2 separate regions of the Homo sapiens genome follow, and region 2 is linked to region 1. A link is an interaction called in ENCODE POLR2A ChIA-PET data of the cell type or tissue named here. Cell type or tissue: OCI-LY7. All regions are shown on one strand. Each heading gives the region's core, and the rest is flanking DNA. Links, peaks and the distances in the headings are about the cores only. Region 1 has its middle 6.8 kb from the start of MSANTD3. Region 2 holds the start of LOC124902230 (a long non-coding RNA gene).

The links. ChIA-PET counts read pairs that join two places held together with the same protein. Peaks named below come from ENCODE experiments on the same cell type or tissue, not always from the same donor. Only the 100,000 strongest peaks of a DNase experiment are listed, where the experiment ranks them.
Region 2: POLR2A ChIA-PET joins it to region 1 with 5 read pairs; 2 of 35 experiments call an interaction of 5 or more read pairs at or near these places.

What each region holds. Positions count from the first base shown.
Region 1 is chr9:100,415,921-100,424,668 of GRCh38, forward strand. No RefSeq gene overlaps it. Among named protein-coding and RNA genes, the nearest start is that of MSANTD3, 6.8 kb to the right of the region's middle. In OCI-LY7, for the core only: no CTCF peak of the experiment used is centred there; no DNase peak of the experiment used is centred there.
Region 2 is chr9:99,236,675-99,245,422 of GRCh38, forward strand. LOC124902230 (a long non-coding RNA gene) reads left to right here and starts at 1,292. Exons shown (of 2, transcript XR_007061690.1): 1 at 1,292-1,435; 2 at 3,826-4,098. In OCI-LY7, for the core only: CTCF peaks have their summits at 4,596 and 4,798; a DNase peak (open chromatin) is centred at 4,657; H3K27ac peaks cover 1,673 bases.

The DNA of each region.
Region 1 (8,748 bases), core at 2,533-7,532:
GCCTACTCTTCCCTATTAATTTAATTAATGTGTTTATTCCATCATTTATTTGTACAGTATGGGCTCATGGTTATTTATTGTATACTTTGAGTTACATTAAGAATTCAGTGCTACTTCAGCCAGGCATGGTGTCTCATGCTTGTAATCCCAGCACTTTGGGAGGCTGAGGCAGGTGGATCATGAGGTCAGGAGTTGCAGACTAGCTTGGCCAACACAGTGAAACTCCGTCTCCGCTAAAAATAAAAAAATTAGCTGGGCGTAGTGGCAGGCGCCTTTAATACCAGCTACTTGGGAGGCTGAGGCAGGACAATTGCTTGAACCCGGAAGGCGGAGGTGGCAGTGAGCCGAAATTGCGTCACTGCACTCCAGCCTGGGCAACCAGAGTGAAACTCTGTCTCAAAAAAAAAAAAAAAAATTCAATGCTACTTTCTTTTGTTGCTCAAATTGTTCTAGTTTTGGCCATTGGGATCACCTTCAATTAATTCCTGTGTCCCTTCAACACATCTCCAAAATTGTGTACATATTTTAGCTCTTCCTTACTTTCTTTTCTTGTTTGTTTTTTTGAGACGAAGTCTCGCTCTTGTCCCCCAGGCTGGAGTGCAGTGGTGTGATCTCAGCTCACTGCAACCTCTGCCTCCCGGGTTCAAGCAATTCTCCTGCCTCAGCCTCCCAAGTAGCTGGGATTACAGGCGCCTGCCACCACGCCCGGCTAATTTTTGTATTTTTAGTAGAGATGGGGTTTCACCATGTTGGCCAGGCTGGTCTCAAACTCCTGACCTTAGGTGATCCGCCCGCCTTGGCCTCCCAAAGTGCTGGGATTACAGGGGTGAGCCACCGTGTCCGGCCAGCTCTTCCTTACTTTCTAACTTTAAAAAATGCACAATGCTTATCTTGTATATTTCCTACCCTAGTTCTCGAATCAGCCATTTTTTCAAAGAATCCTGGTCCCTTTTATTGGAGAATGCTATTAGAAATCAATATCTGGGCACTATGTGTATAGAAATGATTTTTTACATAGTTATATTTATGAATCTTGTTCTGTATGACTTTGCTTGTAGTATTTTACATAAGAAAGTACAGTAAGTCCTCACTTAACATTGTCAATAGGCTCTTGTAAACTGCAACTTTAAGCAAAACAACATAGAAAACCAATTTTTTTCTCATCAAAATTAGAAGAAAACGATGTTGAAAGACACATTATTCAAGGATCTGCTTTTTGTATTTCCTTTTCTGATAACACAAAGAAGTGCTCTATTTTATTTTAATACCTAGCTAATGTTTTTTACATGTAGCTTTAAAATGCATCTGGAATCTTTCTTTTTATGTGATGCGGAGTAGGAATGTTATTTCTCTGTAAACAGGTAATTAATTATCTCAACTCCATTTGTGGACTAATCAATCTTTTCCTCTATGGTCTAAATGTATGATATTTCTACATGTCCAAGAGTCTTTTCAGGGTTCTATTTTATTCTTTGAGTTTAATTGTCTAATCCTGTTTAGAGACAGGCAAATTTAATTTCTATAAGTTTGTAGGATACTATCTGATAGAATGAGTGCCATCTTGAATCTTTTGCAAAATGTCTTCACTATTCTTGAACATTTTCTCTTGGAGATAAATTTTAGAATCAACTTATCAAATTGCACGTTTACCATGTGCAGTTTTAGCCATTGTCAATTTTATTTTATATTAATTCTTTCTACAGAAATATTTATTATAAATTGGACACAATACTGACAGTTTATATTTAATTCTTAACTTATGAAAACACTGTAAGCAAATCCTTTCAGATGCTACAGAAGAGTAACATCATCTTGTCATCTTCCATTGGTGTCTTGCTTTTTTAGCTTTGCCTATACATACTAACTACTCATTTTGTGGTAGAGTTAAGAACAATAGGTTAAATTATAATGTCCTTCGTTTGTTGGGCATGGCGGCTTATGCCAGTAATACCAGCACTTTGAGAGGCCGAGGCAGGAAGATTGGGAGGCCAAGGTAGGAGGATTGCTTGAGGCCAAGAGTTTGATATGAGCCTGGGCAACATAGCAAGACCCCATCTCTAAAAAAAAAATTTTTTTAATTAGCTGAGCTCAGCAGTACTCTTCTGCAGTCCCAGCTACTCGAGAGGCTTAAGCCTAAGAGTTTGAGGCTTCAGTGAGCTATGATCATGCTATGTGCCATTGTACTCCAGCCTGGGTGACAGAGTGATACCCTGTCTCTAATAAATAAATAAATAAAAGTCCAAAATTTCCTTGTGTGGGAATGTGCCCAGGTCTAAAATGTTTACCAGTTTTAAAACTGTGGAGTCAAAATGGCTTGCCAAAACCAAACCAAACCAAAAATCATCAAACAAAAATGCACATCAATACAATGCTTTATCAGTCCTATGAAATACCATAGTTTATTGATGCATTTCCCTATTGATGAACTTTTAAGTTCTTTTCAATGTTTCTCTCTCTCTCTTTCTTGCTTTCTTTCTCTCTCTCCCTCCCTCCCTCTTTTCTCTCTCCCTACCTCCTGCCTTCCTTTATTGTCCATAATCAAAGCTGCCATGAACATGGCTGTTGGTAATCACAGGCAAGTCTTTTTCTAGAAAAGACACTGAGAAGTACAATGGCTGAATTAGAAATTTGAGTGAAAAGATGAGGGTGGTAGCAACTGATGTTGAAACAGCTGTTAGGGATCAAAACCAAACTCTTTGTTTTTCAGACATCAATCCTCTTCCTCAAGGTTTCACAGCCTCTTAGTGGCAGACCGGCTCTAGTAATAAAGAACAATTTCAAGCAGCTTTATAGAAAGTAACATAGGTTTGCAGCAGCAGTGGTGGCAGTCTGTGCAGGCTGCTGTTGCCTCTGAGTCTAATGCTGAGCCTGAAGTCGCTGTAGGTCAGCCAGTTTGACAGACGGGAAGGAAACTGAATATGGACAAGGTCAAGGACAAACTAAAACCTGTGAGGACAAACTGTGGCCCACAACGAACACTAGACCCTGCCTCTGTCTCTCACCAACTCTAACCTTGATGCTCATGCTTTCATTGTGGGTCAGAACTCAGGGAAGCTAAAGGAGCTGCAGGACCCAGTGCTGCCCCATGGCATAAGGTTAGCCAGTGATCATGACATGATGTCCCACCGCCTATTGCCCAGGAAGACCTTCAGAGTGTAAAAGACATGTCTCCAGCTTCCAAATCTCCACCTTCCAAATCTAACCCAGAATGTCTCTTAGGTCCATGGCTAAGCCAGAACTATACAAGGAACAGAATTCTGGGAAACAGTACCAAGTTAGCTTAGCTAACCTGACGTAGTACAAAGCTGCTGCGTCTGGTGTGGAGGTTTTAAAATATGTCTATGAATACTTTGCTATGGGGAAAGACAGTCACCCTTTTGTGAGGTTATTCAACCAGTGTATGGGGAAGCTCATAAAGAGGATTGACATCTGAAAAACAAAGAGTTTGCTTTCAATCCCTAACAGCTGTTTCAACATTAGTCGCTACTACCCTCATCTTTTCACTCAAGTTTCTAATTCAGCAACAGACATAGATGGAGAGCAACTGAGCCCTCTTACCAAAAACCAGCACTAACTTGACAACTGTGTGTGTGTATGAGCCACCTTGGAAGTCTATTCTCCAACCCCAGGCAAGACTTCAAATGACTCTTCCCCCAGGTGACATATTGCTGACTACCTTAGGAGAGACCTCAAGGCAGAACTGTTTGGTTAAGCTACTTCCTGATCTTCAGAGACTGTGAGATAATAAATGATGGTTGATTTAAGCCTCTAAATATTAGAGTAATTTGCCGTATAGCAATAAGTAACTATACACCTAGGTATCAATTATTTAGAGTAATCAAGTACTCCAAAAACAAGTAGTAAAAGCTTCAGAGGCCGAGCGCAGTGGCTCACGTCTGTAATCCCAGCACTTTGGGAGGCTGAGGCAGGTGGATCACAAGGTTAGGAGTTTGAGACCAGCCTGGCTAAGATGGTGAAACCCCATCTCTACTACAAATACAAAAATTTGCTGGGCATGGTGGCACGTGCCTGTAATCCCAGCTACTTGGGAGGCTGAGGCAGGAGAATCTCTTGAACGCGGGAGGTGGAGGTTGCAGTGAGCCAAGATCACACCACTGCACTCTAGCCTGGTGACAGAGCAAGACTCTATCTCAAAAAAAAAAAAAAAAAAAAAAAAAAGAAAGAAAGAAAGAAAAAAGAAAAACAAACAAAAATTTCAAAATCCATGTATTATGGGCTTGTAATATGTTCACCAAAACTACCTCAACATCAAATTGTTGTGGCACCAGCAAGTCCAGTGGCCAGTACCTTGCAAGTCTAGCCATTTTAAAATCAACAAAGTGGGCCTCAGGAAAAGATGGGGTGTAGACATTTGAAATGCACGAGTCCTGGAATTTTCATGCAGCCTGGATTTCTTTCTGACTCTGTCCCCCACGACTTCCTGACCCGCCACTTTTCTAGGTTGCTTTTCAACTCTGGCTTTTGGGCTTCTCAACAGTTCTACCTGTAGCCTCTTATTCAGCGCTCCAAGCTCCTCCCCTCATTTGCTCCCTGGACAGCTGGATTCTGCAGGTTGAGGTATTTCTATTTCTCTCAATACCCATTTATTATAAAAGATATTTGAATATATCTGGCAATCTGAAGAACAGTTTCCATTTTATGGAAGGGGATGTTGAGATAGAAAATCAACTTTATGTGTGCATTGGTAAGATCATAAAGGGCATCACTGCTATTTCTTGAAGCTTCCTAAAAGCTATCCTTCTGCTTGGCTGTTGTTTGATGTTGCATTTACGAGAAATCTGCAAAGAGGCAGACTGGCAGTCAGAGATTACCTAACAGGATAACTGTACCTTGGTGGAGTCAGCACAGATCAAAGATTATCCAGTTCACCGGGCGCAGTGGCTCACACCTGTAATCCCAGCACTTTGGGAGGCCGAGGCAGGTGGATCACAAGGTCAGAAGATCGAGACCATCCTGGCTAACACGGTGAAACCCCAGCTCTACTAAAAATACAAAAAATTAGCCGGGCGTGGTGGCGGGTGCCTGTAGTCCCAGCTACTTGGGAGGCTGAGGCAGGAGAATGGCGTGAACCCGGGAGGAGGAGCTTGCAGTGAGCCGAGATGGCACCACTGCACTCCAGCCTGGGCGACAGAGCAAGACTCCGTCTCAAAAAAAAAGAAAAACAAAAAAACAAAAAAGATTATCCAGTTCTTCAATATGTGATGATAATAGTTAATATTTATATAGAAACCATCAAATTGATTTACATATAAAATTCATTTAATCCTCTCAACAATTCTGTGATGTAGGTACTCTGCTTTATAAGATCACTTACTTTTTTTTTTTTTTTTTTGAGACACAGTCTTGCTCTGTAGCCCAGCTGGAGTGCAGTGACGTGATCTTGACTCACTGCAACCTCTGCCTCCTGGGTTCAAGCAATTCTCCTGCCTCAGCCTCCTGAGTATGTGGGACTACAGACACGCAGTACCATGCCCGGCTAATTTTTGTATTTTTAGTAGAGACAAGGCTTCACCATGTTTGCCACTCTGGTCTTGAACTCCTGACCTCAAATGATCCACCCACCTTGGCCTCCCAAAGTGCTGGGATTACAGGCATAAGCCACTGCACCTGGCAGGTCACCTACTATTTTATAGTGACAAATTTTCCAGGAAAGTCTCAATTTCAAAGATCTTGTTTCATTATTCTCATTAGCTATCAAAATACTTGAGAAGTTGCAATATTTTAGCACCTGAACTGCATCATCCAGACTGCCTCTACCATCAGAGAGTGGATCCCAAATACATTTTATACTATTTATCCTAATTTTTGGCTCAGAAAATATGGTCATATTAATAGAATGATTTCAGTGTAGCTACCTACCCATGCCAACTTCTGGTGAATACCCTCACTTACAGCCCTTGCTTGTGCCAGGTGGCTATTTTTGTCCCGGGTGATACTGCCCCTCCATCTCATAACAGCTGATTGGATCGGAAGTGGACTTCTAATCCGAAACTAGTCAATTCATAGATTGCCGTCTTGTGTCCTGGCTTGAAACAATGGATTGAGCCCATAGGTTTTGTCTGGGTAAATATGAACCAAGAGACAAGGAGGAGGTTTCCTTGTTGACCTTGGGCTGTGGTGTCTATGATGACCAAGCACAGCATCAGTAAACAGAGGGAGAGTGGTGTAACCATACAGAAAGACTGAGAGACAGCTGGGCGTGGTGGCTCACGCCTGTAATCCCAGCACTTTGGGAGGCCAAGGCAGGTGGATCACCTGAGGTCAGGAGTTTGAGACCAGCCTGATCAACGTGGAGAAATCCCGTCTCTACTAAAAATACAAAAATTATCTGGGTATGGTGGCACTTGCCTATAGTCCCAGCTACTTGGGAGGCTAAGGCAGGAGAATGGCTGGAACCCAGGAGGCGGCGGTTGCAGTGAGCCAAGACCGCGCCACTGCACTCCAGCCTGGGCAAAAGAGCCAGACTCCGTCTAAAAAAAAAAAAATACTGAGAGAAAAAGAAAGTTGGAGAGGCAGAGACATAGAAAGACACACTAATTTCAAATGAGAGACAGAGGAAAATCGGTTCCCAGTGGCTTTTTTTTTCTTTTTCTTTTTGAAAAAGGGCCTCTTTCTGTGGCCCAGGCTAAAGTACTGTGGCACAATCACAGCTCAATGCAGTCACCACCTCCCTGAGCTCAGATGATTCTCCCACCTCAGCCTCCCACCACACCTGGCTAATTTTTGTATTTTTTGTAAAGACGGGATTTTGTTACGTTGCCCAGTCTGGTCTCAAACTCCTGGGCTCAAGAGATCCACCTGCCTCCGCCTCCCAAAATGTGAGGATTACAGGCATGAGCCACTGCACGAGGCCCCCAGTGGCTTTTAAGTTCCTTGAAGTCCTTCTCAATTTGGGTTCCTATCTTTCAACACCTAAGATTCAATAAACAGCCTTCTCCTGTAGCAAGTTTGGATGAGTCTCTGTTCCTTGCCACCAAAAGAGCCTGAGATGAAAAGAGCCTCTAATATCCATATATAATTAGACTTTGGGGAGACTGGATTTGCCAGTTAAAATCATAACAGACAGATGGATAAGCTAAACACCAATTGATTAATTTTCAAAGACAGCTGTACTTTCATCGCAGAATTCTAGAGTGTTGAGAGTTGGATGTTCAGGGCATTTTCCCTCATTTAAGAAAATTTTGTCCTGCCAGATGCATTGGCTCACGGCTGTAATCCCAGCACTTTGGGAAGCCGAGGCGGGTGGATCATGAGGTCAGGAGTTTGAGACCAGCCTGGCCAACATGGTGAAACCCCGTCTGTACTAAAAATACAAAAAATTAGCTGGGTGTGGTGGCGTGCGCCTATAATCCCAGCTACTCTGGAGGCTGAGGCAGGAGAATCGCTTGAAACCAGGAGGCGGAGGTTGCAGTGAGCTGAGATCATGCCACTGCACTCCAGCCTGGGCGACAGAGCAAGATCCGTCTCGAGAAAAAAAAAAAAAGAAAGAAAAGAAAAGAAAATTTTGTTGAAACCAGGCTGGGTGCAGTGGCTCATGCCTGTAATTTCAGCACTTTGAAAGCCTGAGGTAGGAGGATTGCTTGAAGCTTAGAAGTTCAAGACCAGCCTGGACAACAAAGAAAAACCCCCTTTCTACAAAAATAAAAATTTAAAAAATGAGTTGGGCATGGTGGTATGCTCCTGTAGTGTCAGCTACTAGGGAGGCTGAGGTGGGAGGATCGCTTGAGCCCAGGAATTTGAGGCTGCAGTGAGCTATGATCATAACCTGCACTCTGGCCTGGGTGACAGAGCAAGACCCTGTCTCTAAAAGGAATAAAAAAGGAAAAAAAAAAAAGATGTCGTTGAAATCAACTACTATATCAAGACTGCTTGGTGAGCCTGGATCCTAGCAAAAAAGATACAATATGTATAGCTATTCTCAGCAACCTGTGGAGCGCAATGCATCACTCATCTCCATCACAGGAATGGATCTCCTGAAGGGACCCTCCAGCATTTGAAAAAGGGACAAGTCACATGGATGAGTTCTTTATGGTTTTCTTTTCCTAGACTCTGTGTAGACGCTGCCCTTCTGTTAACACTTTCTACAAAGAAACTGTAATAGCTTTATTATTGATAAAATAGCTCACATTTATTGAGTGTTTTCTCTGTGTTTTCAAGAAACCTATTTAATTTGATGTAAGTGATCCAAAGTAAAAAAAAAAAAAAAAAAAAGAAAAAGAAGTCAGTTGTCCAAGGTAGCATGCAGAACTAAGTCAGGGATCAAGGAGAGAGCTGGGAAGGCAGCCACCATATTGCAGGCCTGAGTAGTTACCCTGCCCCATTAGTTTTTAAGATAGTCTGCTCTCTTTGTTTGAGGAGAGACACATGACTAAATTTGAGTTTCCCATGTCTCCTTAGCAGTACACCTACATGTGGCTCATGTCAATCACCATTATTTATTTATTTATTACAGCATTAATTTTTTTATTTTTAAAATTTTATCTGTTTATTTATTTTGAGACCAGGTTATGAGACTGGCTAATTTTTGTATTTTTGGTAGAGATGGGGTTTTGCCACGTTGCCCAGGCTGGTCTTGAACTCCTGGGCTCAAGCGATCCACATGCTCCAGCCTCCCAAAGTGCTGGGATTACAGGCATGAGCCACAATCTTCATTATTTAAATCAATAAAATAACACTGATCATTTGCTGAAGTTAAGACTAGAAGCTTTTATCTACCCAGCCAGGTAG
Region 2 (8,748 bases), core at 1,978-6,977, 1.2 Mb before region 1:
CAGTATGAGATTTGGGCAGGGATACTATATAGATATCCAAGCTATATCAGAAGACATGCTGCCTGAGCTCAAGCAATCCTCCTGCCTCAGCCTCCTGAGTAGGTGGGGCTACAGGCATGAACACCATGCCTGGCTAACTTTTTTTTGTTTTTTGTAGAGGTAGGATCTCAAATTCCTGGCCTCAAGTGATCCCCCTGCCTTGGCCTCCCAAAGTTCTGGGATTAGAGGTGTGAACCACCATGCCTGGCTTAAAGCAATTTTCTGATGACTGATTATGCTTTCCAGATATCTTACTCTTGAGAAAGGTGGTACCCCACATTTGAAACACAAGCATTTTGGCTCACTAGAAGGATATATCCTCCATTGTAAATAAAAAGTCGGCCTCTTTATGCATGAGGCAAGCGTTGTTTCTGTTTAGATTGGTCTGGATCTAGTCATCTTTAGTTGTTCATCTCCAGGTGAACTGAGAAAAATCCAGTGTTCTGATTTGAGAAGCCAAGAAGACCTTGGCTGATGGTAAATTTTTAGCAGGGAATCTGGTAGTGACCAGTTTGCTTAGCAGAGCTGATGGCATTCACATCACCATGTATAGAACTTGGACCAGTGAAGGCACAGCCAGCTGGGATTTGCTGTTACACATAGCAGCTTAGGGAGCCAGATTCTAGTGATCACTTATGTGTATTCTTTCATTCCTGAAATGAACTCCACTTGGTCATTGTGCTGAAAAGAGTTATCATAGCCAGCCAGACCCTGCTATTTCTAGAATGTTCTGTTTGCAAGGTTGGACCTTGGCTGGTGTCTGAAAACTTGGCATTTGAATCATTCCCTAACTGATAAGGCTGATTGGGCTGATTGACAATGTGGTTTATCCAGTACACCAGCTTTCCTTCTGAGGAAGGTAATTCCTCTGAGAGTCTGGAATTTTGGTAGTTGCCAGGCAGAAGAGGCCCATGTGGCCAGCCACCAACAAAAAAACCTTGGGTGCTGAGTCTCTAACAGGCTTCCTGGCAGAAACATTATTGCATTGATTGTTGCTAGAGAAAGGAACTTGCTTGCAGTGTTCCTTACAGAAGGGAGAGAATATAGGAAGACTGTGCATGGATTTCTCCATTCCACCCATGTCTTTTTCCTCTGGTGATTCTGTTGTGTCCTGATATGGTTTGGCTGTGTCCCCACCCAAATTTTATCTTGAATTGTAACTCCCACAATTCCTGTGTGTCATGGGAGGAACCCAGTGGGAGGTGATTGAATTATGGGGGCAGGTCTTTCCTGCACTGTTCTCATGATAGTGAATGAGTCTCATGAAATCTGATGGTTTTAAAAACAGGAGTTTCCCTGAACAAGCTCTCTTTGCCTGCTGCCATCCATGTAAGACGTGACTTATTCCTCCTTGCCTTCCGCCATGATTGTGAGGCCTCCCCAGCCATTCAGAACTGTAAGTTCATTAAACTTCTTTTTCTTCCCAGTCTCAGGTGTGTCGTTATCAGCAGCATGAAAACAGACTAATACATGTCATTTCCCTGTAATGATCCTTAACTGTGAGGACGATTATATATTGAAACCTGAGTCATTCTAGAAAATCATTGAATATGTGGTGGTCGTGGGGACCTCCAAAAAAGTCGTGATGTATTATTTTTAATGTGCTACTGGATTGTGTTTGCTAATATTTTATTTTCTTTATCAATATTCTTAACTTCAATTCCCCTTTATCAAACTTTTACTGAAAGCTTTTCCAACATTCACATTGTTCTAGATATCTTGACATATAGCAACTTCTGTACTCTTTTGAGGAATTCATGACAACCTCTTTTACAGGTGAGAATACTGTTGCCCACAGAGGTGGAGTGACTCACACAAAGTTCTATAGCTACTGACTGTATAGCAGAGAGGGGAGCCAGGGCTGTCTGCCTCCCAGTTAGGGTGACCATTCTGGTTTGCCCTGGATTGAGGGGTTTTCTCCAGGCTGAGGGGTTTCCTGGGACATGGGACTTTGAGTACTAAAACAGAGATAGTCCTGGACAAATCAGGACTGTTGGTCACCCTACTTAAGTCTACAGCTTTTAAAAAAAATACTTTATCCAAGTGGATGCTTCTATTTTCATGAAAGAAAGCTTGTCCCCATTAGGATTTGGGCATATTTAGACACAAATTGGAAGTGCCAGACACCTGGTCTTTCAAGGAGAACAATTTCCAAATTCCTTTTCTGAGTGCCATACATTCTGCATCTCCCAACCTAGTTTGCTTTGTGCTTGGCTCTTTGCTCTTCTCCACCAAGCCCCCCCTCCCCCCGCTCTGCCCACCACATTTTTCAACATTACTGGTTTTAATTTCCTTTACCATCCCCGTTGCAAAAACTTCTTTCCTGATTTAATTACTATTTCTCTTAATTCAATTTTATGCTCTTGATTGTCGTTAAACTCCTAAAGTTGTTTCTCCAAAGAATTTAATGGCTAGGCCTTGTGCTTAGAGATTAATTGTTGTCATTTTGCTTTCAAGCACAGGTACTTTCTTACTTCTCTTCAGTTATCTTTGGGAGAAAGGAAAGTGACCATCCTTCTTCCCAGGGCTGCTCTGAGAACAAACACTGCCGGGGGCTGCCTTTTGAGAGAGAGAGAAAGCCAGACCTCTTAAATTTGTCTTCCACCTTCTACTGACTCTAATCTCAGCATCTGTGAATAGCCAGAGAACCTCTGGCTCCTCAGGTGGGCTCAGGCCATGAACGGATTGTAGGGAGGGCTCTAAAAACAGCAGCCCAGGCTTGAGATAGGGTGGCTTTCTGCCAGGAGGGATTTGCACAGTGAAGAGGGGGAACAAGGGCTGGCTCTAGCCTCAAACATCCTGCCTGGCCAAGGTCCCCCAGAGGAACTAAGCCTGTGACTCAAAGGAAAAAGGAATACTTTTGGTTAGAATTTCCCTTCCCTGGAATGTCCCTCTTGGGGATAAACCTACTCCTGAGCATCTTTCTCACGTTCACTGTACAGTAGCTAAAAGGCTTTGACCTTTGAGTCTTCTCCCTGCAGCCCACAAACTCTTGATTTTCCCACCTCTGTCACCCCTGGATCTCCTGTTTTCCTGTGCAGATCCTTGACAAACAGTGGCCAGAGGTAGAGGAATGATTTCAGGCTGGAGCTCTGGCAAGCTCCCTTTACAATCCAGTTGTGTAACTCTGCCCCTGTGTGGGTGAAGCAACCCTGAAAGGTAGAAAGCACAGGCTCTGGGGCGGGCCTTAGACCCTGCCTGGCACTTAATGAGCCATGTGATCTCGTGGCTCAGCTGCCTCTGAACCTCAGTTCCCTGGTCTGTGGATAATCAGATATAGAACCGTATAGAAGGGATGCGGGGCTGACTTTTATTTCATGTGAGGGTTAAATGAAAGAATTGAAGTAAAGTATTCAGCACAGTTTCCTGGCACATAAGCCTTAAATAACAAATATTATCAACATTGAGTAGCATTTGGTCCTACATCAGTCATAGAATCTTCAACTTTTAGGACTGAAAAGGAAACCGAAGTCCTGTAGGCCAACCTTCCCTCCCCACTCCCAATTTGATTATGAAATCCTCTATTCAGCCTTTGACTTTGCTAGCAGACCTTTTGTGATGGGGCAGCTCACAGCTCTTGGGGAATCCCTGCCTTCTTTGGGCCATTCTGTAAATGTCAAGGAAGAGCTCTGTGTACATGTGTGATGTATTTAAACTGCTTTCCAGTTGCAGGGAACAGGAAGCCTTTCCCTATTCCCTATTCAGGTACAATAATGTAGGCTGCTAGGGAACAAGATCGAACAATTGGAGAAGGCTTTTGTGGCTAACTCAGTGACGTACTTGCAGGTGAGGGTTCCAGACTCCAGAGTCTCCCTTTACCTAGTTCTTGGGAGTCTAGTGCAGCTGAAGACGAGGTACTGCGGATGAAGAGGAAGACGAGGTACTGCGGATGAAGAGAAACCCAGATGATCCAGGCACATTTTATAGACAAGGCCTCAACGACCCCAAAGGAACCTTTGAAATCACCCTTTTCCTGGGTTCACGACGACTTGTAAACGATACCATCCATCCCTGCTTATTCATAGTTATTAAATACCAGAATAAAGAGATTAGAGCTCATGAGGTGCTTCGTCCCCATCACTCGGGCTGCTTGGCTGCATTTATGATGAGAAGGCTCTGGGTGTTTAATAAAGTATCTGATATGTCTAATAAAATCCTCCCATGGCCCTGCTGATGTTACTATAATAGCTTCATGTCACATGCTCTTGTGCTATTGAGCCAGTACCAGAACATATTTTAAATTCTTATTATGTCTATTTAATTTTTATTTAAAGGAAATTTTCAAGGTTTAAAGCAGGTACCGAGGTACCTAGGTGTGAAGACCTAGAAATGTGCTGTAATATTTATCAAAATAGTAATGGAGTGATTTAAGGATAGTATAGGAATAAGCAACTGTGCATTCGTGGCTTATCTAGTTATAGATCTGTACTGTTCCCCTAAGAACTGCAATTTGTGAAATAATGGCTTCTCATTGTTATGCCACATCTATTTATAAAAAGCTGAGTTTATTCTCAGTGCTCAGTAGTTTTTTTTTGTTTTTTTTTTTTGAGACAGAGTCTCCCTCTGTTGACCAGACTGGAGCACAGTGGTGCGATCTCGGTTCACTGCAATCTCCGCCTCCCCGGTTCAAGCAATTCTTATGTCTCAGCTTCCTGAATAGCTAGGATTATAGGCGTGAGCCACTACGCCAGGCCTCAGTACTTAAAAGATTTTATCTTACTTTAATGATATATTTTATATAAGCTTCTGGAAGGTTAGAGCAGGATTGGACCTTAGAACTTAATTTGACCAATTCCTTCCTGACAGTAATGACAAAATTGAGGCCCAGAGAGGGGAAGGAATTTGCCCAAGGTCATACACGTAATAAAGGCAGAACTGGGATTCAAGCCTAGATTTTTACACTTCATGCTCTTGCTACCATAATAAGAAGCCCTTAAAATACCTATACGTACCTGGCTTTCATATACACACCTCCATGAGAGGGAGGCAACGTGTACACGTAAACATGCTTGTGACAAGGGAATTGGCAGTGATAGCTGTTGTCACTGGCCGCCAGGACCCACATGGCCTATCTGGTTGCTTAGGTGGCTGTTCTCTTTCCTCTCTCCCTCTTCCTCTTGAGTCCAGGTGTAACTAAGGCATTATAAAAAACAGACAAACCTTGACATCGGAAGAGCTGACTTTCTTTTTTTTTATTTTTATTTATTTATTTTTTTATTATATTTTAAGTTCTAGGGTACATGTGCACAATGTGCAGGTTTGTTACATATGTATACATGTGCCATGTTGGTGTGCTGCACCCATTAACTCGTCATTTACCTTAGGTATATCTCCTAATGCTATCTCTCCCCCCTCCCTTCACCCCATGACAGGCCCCGGTGTGTGATGTTCCCCTTTCTGTGTCCAAGTGTTCTCATTGTTCAATTCCCACTTATGAGTGAGAACATGCGGTGTTTGGTTTTTTGTCCTTGTGATAGTTTGCTGAGAATGATGGTTTCCAGCTTCATCCAAGTCCCTACAAAGGACATGAACTCATCCTTTTTTATGGCTGCATAGTATTCCATGGTGTATATGTGCCACATTTTCTTAATCCAGTCTATCATTGATGGACATTTGGATTGGTTCCAAGTCTTTGCTATTGTGAATAGTGCTGCAGTAAACATACGTGTGCATGTGTCTTTATAGCAGCATGATTTATAATCCTTTGGGTATATACCCAGTAATGGGATGGCCGGGCCAAATGGTATTTCTAGTTCTAGATCCTTGAGGAATTGCCACACTGTCTTCCACAATGGTTGAACTAGTTTACAGTCCCACCAACAGTGTAAAAGTGTTCCTATTTCTCCACATCCTCTCCAGCACCTGTTGTTTCCTGACTTTTTAATGATCGCCATTCTAACTGGTGTGAGATGGTATCTCATTGTGGTTTTGATTTGCATTTCTCCGATGGCCAGTGATGATGAGCATTTTTTCATGTGTCCGTTGGCTGCATAAATATCTTCTTTTGAGAAGTGTCTGTTCATATCCTTCGCCCACTTTTTGACGGGTTTTTTTCTTGTAAATTTGTTTGTGTTCTTTGTAGATTCTGGATATTAGCCCTTTGTCAGATGAGTAGATTGCAAAAATTTTCTCCCATTCTGTAGGTTGCCTGTTCACTCTGATGATAGTTTCTTTTGCTGTGCAGAAGCTGGAAGAGCTGACTTTCAATCCAGCTGTCCCTTCACCTTTCTGGTCCTCATTATAAAATGAGCTGACTTCCTCTTATCCCAATGCTAACTTCAGCACCTGTCCTGTGGGATGCAAATGGCATTGGTTCAAAAGCCACCCCAGTGTAGTGAGACAAGCTTCTCTAGACTTTCTGGGTAGGAAGGAGGGTCGGAGGGGGGGTATAGATGTTAATGTTTCCTTGTCCTCTCTACCTGTGAGATCCTGTTTATTTTGAATTAATTTCATGGATGGATCAATTTGCTTTCTCACATGTGCTGTTCTGGTCTCACACCACATTGTTGAGGAAATGCAACCCCTTTTCCTTGATTTCCCCTCATAAGCACACAAGGCATCTACACACATGTAGCTGCCATTATAGAAGACTTGAGGAAAGAGAAGTTTGCATCACTGTGTTGCTTGTTGCTTCTTCTTTTTAGAGAACCTTTCTGCAGGGTTCATCCCAGAAATTCCCCATTCTTCACTTCAAAACACAGAATCACTAAGCTCATCAATTCTCTATCATTTAGAAACTATATTTTGGCCCAACAGAGACCTGTATAATATGCCTTAAATGAGGTCTAAGGTTTTTCTCTCAGGTAAAAGAAGTCTTGAAGTAGGCATTTGGCTTGTCCATTTTGGGCTGCTATGATAGAATACCACAGACTGGTAATGTATAAACAATGGAAGTGTATTCCTCATAGTTCTGGAGGTGTTGAAGTCCAATATCAAGGCACTAGGAGGTTCGGTTTCATTGTCTGGTAAGACTGCATCCACTATAAGGGCAGGATGCTGCATGCTCATATGGCAGAAGAGGTGAAGAGCAAGCTAGCCAAATCCTGCTGTGTGAAGGCTTTTTAAAAATGACCTTAATTCCACTAACAAAGAAGAAGCCCTCATAACCTGACCACCTCTAAAAAGCCACACTAAATATATTACATTGGCAACGCCTGAATTTGAGGTGAGGGGACACATCCAAACCACAGAAGCATTCCAGGGCTGATGTGGTAATGCTACCATCTCATTAATGTCCTTATCTCCTCTTGTGTTTCTGTTTTGGTGTACTTAGCACAAGCTCACTGTCCTCAATCAAGGCCACCTCATACCTGCAGAGTGGCTGCCGCAGCACCAGTTATTACATCCATATTTCGGGTAGAGGAAGAAGGAAGGTCAACAAGAGACCTGCCAACAGAGTCAGCCACTTTTTTAGGGAGCATTTCCAATCCTACACAATAGTTTCTTCATTCCATTAGCCTGAAGGTAGTCACATGACCGCTCTTATCTAGAAGGGAGGATAAGAAATCTAATTTTTTAGTGGGGACACATTTCTGCTCACCAAAAAGTCAGGGCCCTAAAGAATATATTTTGGATAGGCCAACAGCAGTGTTTGCCGCAACCCTCAATTCAGCTCTGGATGTATCTTTGCATAGCCAGGGATGCATTTTTTAATTAAAACTAAGAGGCCATGCCATTGCTGAAGGGTGGGGAACTGGAGCAGAAGAAATGTCTCTGTCCTTCATCTGCTGTCTTCACTAACAGTCTCTGAAAGTGGAAGGGGCAGTAAAGAAATTTACTTTCCCACTGTTGTGAAATTTACCACCCTCCTTATAAGGCAGAAGTGGTTACAGTTGCTTTTTATTTTCCTGTTACTATACCCAAGGATTGTTGTGAGAATCAGAAGACAGATATGAGAAATCATGTTGTGAACTATAAAATGCTATTAAATGACAGAAATGATTGTTTGTCATTATTATGAGTGTTGTCATGTCTCCCAAAGCTGCCTGCTCAGTTGAAGAAAAGTGTTTTCTGATAGAGAGTAAGACTGAGAACCAAAGAGAAAAGGAGAGAGGGAGATAGAGAGAGGAGGGGGAAGAAGAGCGATAGAGAAAGAAAAAGAGAAAGAGAGAAAGACAGAGAAAGGAAATAGACTGATAAGGAAGGGTGGGAGGAGAGAGAGGGACAGAGAGAAAGGAAATAGAGTGAGGAGAAGGGGAGAAGGAGAGAGAAGGGGAAGGGAGACTGGGAAGAAGGAAGGGAGGGAGAGAGAGAGGGACAGAGAGAAGAGGGGAAAAGAAAGAGGGGAGAGAGGAGAAAAGACAGAAGGGAAGAGCGTGGAGGTCTTTTTTCTATCAAAAGCAGAACAGAAATACATTGACATAATTGAAACCCATGACTGACCACAAGCATACATACAACTCTGGTAGACAGCTTCAAGGTACTTAGGTTTCTCTGACCATTTAAAAGTATCTTCCTCATTTCCAAAGCGGTATATGCATACTGAAGACTATGAGAAACATATGAAAAGGCACAGGGGAGTTTTTTTTTAACTGCTTTGTTGATGTATAGCTGACATAGAATAAACTGCACATATTTAAAGAGTATAACTTGATACATTTTAATGAAAGTATACACTGCAAAACCATCATTATAATCAACGTATCTATCATCCCCAACAGTTTCCCTGGGCTCCTTTGAAAGCCCTGCCCCCGGGCACCCACTGGTCTG